Regions from separate parts of the Homo sapiens genome. Here region 1 is linked to region 2. A link is a loop called in an ENCODE intact Hi-C map of the cell type or tissue named here. Cell type or tissue: ovary. All regions are shown on one strand. Each heading gives the region's core, and the rest is flanking DNA. Links, peaks and the distances in the headings are about the cores only.

What was found. Hi-C counts contacts between places; a loop is a spot of excess contacts. Peaks named below come from ENCODE experiments on the same cell type or tissue, not always from the same donor. Only the 100,000 strongest peaks of a DNase experiment are listed, where the experiment ranks them.
Region 1: a loop joins it to region 2, with 2.6 times the contacts of the local background. A loop is called at or near these places in 72 of 110 quality-filtered maps.

Annotation. Positions count from the first base shown.
Region 1 is chr17:6,994,285-6,997,185 of GRCh38, reverse strand. ALOX12 (arachidonate 12-lipoxygenase, 12S type) reads right to left here and starts at 1,137. Exons shown (of 14, transcript NM_000697.3): 1 at 934-1,137; 2 at 159-360. The coding sequence starts at 1,068. The region is part of intron 2 of ALOX12-AS1 (ALOX12 antisense RNA 1); the gene reads left to right. In ovary, for the core only: no CTCF peak of the experiment used is centred there; a DNase peak (open chromatin) is centred at 1,205; H3K4me3 peaks cover 517 bases.
Region 2 is chr17:6,664,856-6,667,757 of GRCh38, reverse strand. No RefSeq gene overlaps it. Among named protein-coding and RNA genes, the nearest start is that of MIR4520-1, 11 kb to the right of the region's middle. In ovary, for the core only: a CTCF peak has its summit at 1,575 (motif pointing left); a DNase peak (open chromatin) is centred at 1,537.

The DNA of each region.
Region 1 (2,901 bases), core at 1-2,500, 330 kb before region 2:
CTTCCCGTTTTCTGTCCAGCACCCTGGGATCCCTACATTTCACCTGCCCTGGGCCCATACATCCTCTAAGTCTGCTCCGACCGTCCTTAACTCTGCCCTCCTAGCCCCGCAGCAGTTCCCGAGACCTTGTGCCTCCTTCCCCGACGCCGCCTGCTCACCGGTGCCCTCGGGCAGGCTCAGGATGTCCTCGCCCTGCACCCAGCGGTAGCACGGGAAGGCCACCTCCGCGCAGGCTCCAGGGCCCTGCACCGTGATGCGGTCGCAGAACCACGCGTCGTCCACCAGCCAGTGGTGCTTGCGCAGCCTCACGAACTGCAGGAGCCCCAAGTCCTCTGCAACGTCATGATCAAACTCCTCCTCCTGTGCAGGCCGGACCCAGGCCAGACTTAGTAGGAGGGACCCGACTGAGGCCGTTTCGAGGACAGAGCCGCGCTCCTGTGCAACCTCAGTTTCTCAGGGCCTCCAAAGACAGCATCGCCTCGTTCCCGCCCCCGCACAACCTGCTCTTTGGGTCTCAGACGCCCGGAGTCGGGTGGAGGACGAGGGCCCGCAGCGCCTGGAGCTGATGCTGGAGCAGCATCGCCCACGTGGGTCCCATTAACTGAGCTCTCCCCGCGCCGGTTCTTGGAGGAGCTTCACGTCTGACCTCTGGCCTCATACTTACATTGGCTCTGGGTCACTGGGAGAAGGAGCTGGGGGCTGCCGGGACCAGGGGCGGGAAAGGGAGATGGGGTTGAGCCCAGCCCGGGATCCCAGCTGCGGACCCTGTCCCTAATCTTGCCCACCTCGTCCCAGCTTCGTGGAAGTCCCAGTCCGCGAGGTCGCGCTGTCACCTCGCCCCCAGCCTCCCGCCCTCCCGCCGCGAGCCCAGCTCGGCCCGGGCCTGGGCCCGGGGTCCCCGCTGCCCTAGCTCCCCTCGCTCCCCGCGCTGACCTCGCCCCGCGCGGGCCGCAGCTGCAGCTCCAGCTCCGCCTCCCCGCGCGTCCCGACCAGCCAAAGCTGCACGCGGTTGTACGACCCGGAGAAGAGCCAGGCCCCGGTGGCCACGCGGATGCGGTAGCGGCCCATGGCGCCCCCCAGCAGCTTAGGCGAGGGGAGCCGGGTCCTGTGCGATTCCCGGGACCGCCCAGGGCTGCCGGCGCCTCGGGGCCACTTCCAACCTTTAAAGGACCGGTCTGCGGCCCCGCCCTCCTCGCAAGTTTTAGGCGCTCCCAAGTCCCCGCCCCAGACTAGCCCAAACCTGCGAGCAGAGCGGTAGAGCCGGCTGTGGGGACTGGCTGTGCCTCCTGGTCGGAGCGTAGCTGCAGGATGATAAAGGGGCCCGAGCCAGGGTGAGGCCAACGGGGTGGGTGCGGCGGGACCTTCCTGGACCTCCCGGGAAGGCGGGATCGAGGTGGGCCTGAGCCCCCGGGTTGGAGCGAACATAGATGAGAACACTTCCCGAGGTCTCCAGGTCTTCTGGGGAGCCAGGAGGAAGTAGGGGATGAGTCCATCTTCCAAACGGAGGGGAAGGTCTCCGCTTTTCTGGGCTGGGACCCGGGGAAGGCAGTGGGCCGGCTTCTGGAAGGTCGGCCTGGGAGGCCGTGCTGGGGTCTGGGGATGTCCCGCGGCTAGACCCGGCGCGGCCCATGTGTCCTCCAGTACCTGAGCTCTGCCGCCCTTGAACGCTGTGCTTCCGTCAACGACCAGGGGTTCCCCAGGGTACCTAGAACCTGGAAATGTAGCAGCTCAACACCCGCTCCCCACCCCGTTTCAAATATCTGGGCGCTGGGGTCCCAATGTACACCAAATATCATGGGCCAGACCTTTGAGAGAGGCCTGAGGCAGGGCAGTGAAAAACTCATTTTGTCCAACCTCCGAAGCGGGTACAGACAATGTTAGGGACCCAGGAACACCAGTCGGGGTGTTAGGGTGCGGGATGGAATTGCTTAGGGACCTGGCCTACGTGGCCAGTTCCCAAGAACTTTGTCTTTTCCAGGTGAGTGCAGCCCCTTCCGCTCCAGTAGGTTCCAGATTAATTTTTTATCCCCAAGCTCTTTCCTGCTCCTTCATGGGTCTCAGGTCTCCTGGAAATCCAGGAACAGCAATTAGCCCACTGCTATTTAGGGCCTTTGTAAACATTGAAGGATGATTCGGAGCTTAGGCTTTCTCTCCCGTGTCAGGAATCAGTCAGATGAAGCCTGCTGCACGCGTCCCTGTCTAGATCTTGATTCAAGTGATTATATGCATTTGGATCTCCGTGGATGCATCTGGTGGCCTGGGCTAGGCCAGTGTAAGTTAAATCTGCTTTCTTGAGCCAGTCCTCAGAAATGACTTGGTGGCCTAGTTGTTGGTAGAGGTAAGTGAGTGGGAGTTTTAGCCCCGCCTTCCAGCCTCCAGATCAGACTCTATCTCAAAAATAAATAAATAAATAAATAAAAATAAAAAAATAAAGTGTCTGTCCCTTACTGGATTCAATTCCCTTTCTTATCTTCTAGGTCCACTCTGGCCTACATCCTCTGCTCAGGACTGCAGGTCGGCCATTTGCTGGTCCCCAGTTCTTCCAGTTTTCTGGGGTCACCCCATTCTGTAATATCCAAATAAAATGGCTCAAATTCCCATCCTGCCTAATAGTAGGATCTGGCCTTTCCACACACATTTTCGTGGGTTACTTTTGCCTAGAAAAGAGTTTGTCTCATACCTACTTCCAAAAGCACTGTTTCTTTGCTGTTTTGTGACTTATTTTCTGCCCACTCTAGTGTACTCTACGGCCACGTGCAGAGAGAGGGAATGAATAATTGAAAAACCGGATTCAAGCTACTGCGCATGCTAAATGAGTGAATATGGCTAAACAGTGAGAACAGTGCTTGGCGTGTAGTCCCTCTATGTATTAGCTGCTATGATTGTATTATTTACAACTGA
Region 2 (2,902 bases), core at 184-2,683:
TGCCCTCTGTGGCACCTTCCCCCACAGTGGTTGCCCAGCGTTTGTCTGCTCTTGCTTTAGAAGACAGAGTGCTCACCGCCACAGGGCTGGCTCAACTGTGAGAAATGTTTTCCCTGGAGATCTGACACAGACGTGGCACAGTGTTGGGGTTTCAATGGGGCTTCCTATGTTTGTCTGTAGAATAAAGTTTTTTTTTTTTTTTAAGACGAAGTCTCACTCTGTTGCCCAGGCTGGAGTGCAGTGGTGCGATCTCGGCTCACTGCAACCTCCGTCCCCTGGGTTCAAGCGATTCTCCTGCCTCAGCCTCCCAAGCAGCTGGGATTACAGGCAGCTGCCACTGTACCCGGCTAATTTTTGTATTTTTAGTAGACACGGGGTTTCACCATCTTGTCCAGGCTGGTCTTGAACTCCTGACCTCGTGATTCACCCATCTTGGCCTCCCAAATTGCTGGGATTACAGGCGTGAGCCACCACGCCCGGCCAGATTTTATAATACATTTTTTAAAGTCTTTCTTTTTTTTTTTTCTGAGCCCAAATCCTCCTAGCTTTTCACCGTTTGATTCTAGTTCTGCTCTTGAGGCTGCCTCTGACAAAGACAGCCCTTCAGATAGCAGAATGAAGTGGTGTCTACCCATTCTTCCCATCTTAGGCTTGAATATCCCCTGCTCTTCTGATGGCCTCCAGGGTTTCTCCCGACCACATCACACCCTCAGTATCCTTAGGAGTAGATACAGTAGGTAGAAGACTAGGCATTTATTCCTCTTGTACCAACAGCGGCTGCTGGTTGAGAGCATAAGCTCCGGAGCCAGCTAGCCTGGGTTTGGATCCTGGCTCTGCTTCTTCCTAGCCAGGAATGCTGGGTAAGTCACCTAAGCTTCTCAATCCTCAGTGTCCTGACCTACTTCACCTAGGTGTGAGGAGTGCATGAGTTAGTACATGTAGAGTGCTGCAAACAGTGCCTGGGGGAGACTGAGAGCTCAGTGTGTGTTCTCTGCTCTACGATATTAAAGTGCCAGGCCAGGTGCAGTGACTCACATCTGTAATCCCTTTGCACTTTGGGAGGCTGAGGCAGGAGAATCATCTGAGGTCAGGAGTTGGAGACAACATGGCGAAACCCTGTCTCTCCTAAAAATACAAAAATTAGCCGGGCGTGGTGGCTCGCACCTGTAGTCCCAGCTACTCGAGGAGGCTGAGGCAGGAGAATCGCTTGAATCTGGGAGGTGGAAGTTTCAGTGAGCTGAGGTCGCACCATTGCACTCCAGCCTGGGTGACGGAACAAAGATGGTTTTACAGGACCTTGGTTTAAAAGTAACTAGACACCTGGAAGTACTCCCAGGGAGGTGAAAAATATCCAAAGACAAGGATCCAGCCTGTGGATGGAGACTGGAAAGTGGCTGCAGTTATATCACACAGAGAGTGCTGCGATGCCTAGGAGGACCAGGTACGTGTGCCCTGTCTCTTTCAGAAGCTTCAGGCCTGGCTTCAGGCTTCTGTCCTGCTTGGCATTCGCCTGTGGTTTCCAACTCCTCCGAAGTCCAGCCTTTGCTGCTGTGCGGGGATTGTCTGCCCTCTACTGTCCATCGTCTGTCATGGCACACATTTAACAGATGGCCAGGAACTCAAGAGGGGGCACTAATTGGGAGAAAACTTAGAGACGCACTTTTCTCCAACTCTTTTGACCATGACTCCCAGAAATATATTTTACACTGCGATTCCAAACAAAAAAGTTTCACGAAATAATGTTTACCAGCCAGGCACCGTGGCTCACGCCTGTAATCCCAACACTTTGGGGCAGGGGCGGTGGCTTATGCCTGTAATCCCAGCACTTTGGGAGGCAGAGGCAGGCGGATCACCCGAGGTCAGGAGTTTGAGACCAGCCTGGCCAACACTGTGAAAACCCGTTTCTACTAAAAATACCAAAACAAAAAGAAAAATTAGCTGGGTGTAATGGTGCGTGCCTGTAATCCCAGCTACTCAGGAGGCTGAGGCAAGAGAATCTCTTGAACCCAGGAGTAGGAGGTTGCAGTGAGCCGAGATGGTGCCATTGCACTCCAGCCTCGGTGACAAAGCAAGACTCCATCTCAAAAAAAATAAAATTAAAAGAAAGAAATGTATTGTCTCAGGCCACTCCGGGCCAAATACTGTGCTGAATCTATCAGTCTTAGGACTTTTAGAGAGAAGGCTCCACACTATCATCTCCTTGGAGCCTGGATATCAGTGTATAGACACCTTGAAAGAGCCATTTTGAGACCTTCCTAGACCATACACATTCTTATTTTTGGAGATCCTGATCCATATCATATGATACATACTAAAATTTATGCACATTGGGACTTACTGTTTTAGTCCATTTTGCATTGCTATAAAGGAACATACAAGGCTGGGTTATTTGTAAAGAAAACAGATTTATCTGGTTCACAATTCTACAGGCTGTACAAGAAGCATGGTACCAGCCTCTGCTTCTGGCGAGGGCTTCAGGGGACTTCTACTCATGATGGAAGGTGAAGGAGAGCAGGCATCACAGGGAGAGAGCAAAAGAGCAAGAGAGAGGGGAGCTGCCAGACTGTTTTTAGCAGCGATATCCCCCGCTGGAACCAGGAGTGAGAACTCAATTCTGCAGGAATGGCACTAAGCCATTCATGAGGGATCCGCCCCCATGGTCCAAATACCTCCCACTAGGTCCCATCTCGAACACCAGGGATCAAATTTCAACAGGAGATTGAAGGAACAAGTATCCAAACTATATCACTTATTAATTTCAATTTTGTTTTCTTTTTGTATTTTGAAGGCAACGAGTTTTTTGGGCCTCAGCCATTTTTGTAGGCCCTTGAACAATTCACAGGCCTTAGGACTATACCCTATCATGACTAATGGGTGAAGTAGCCTTGGTAAAAAAAAATCT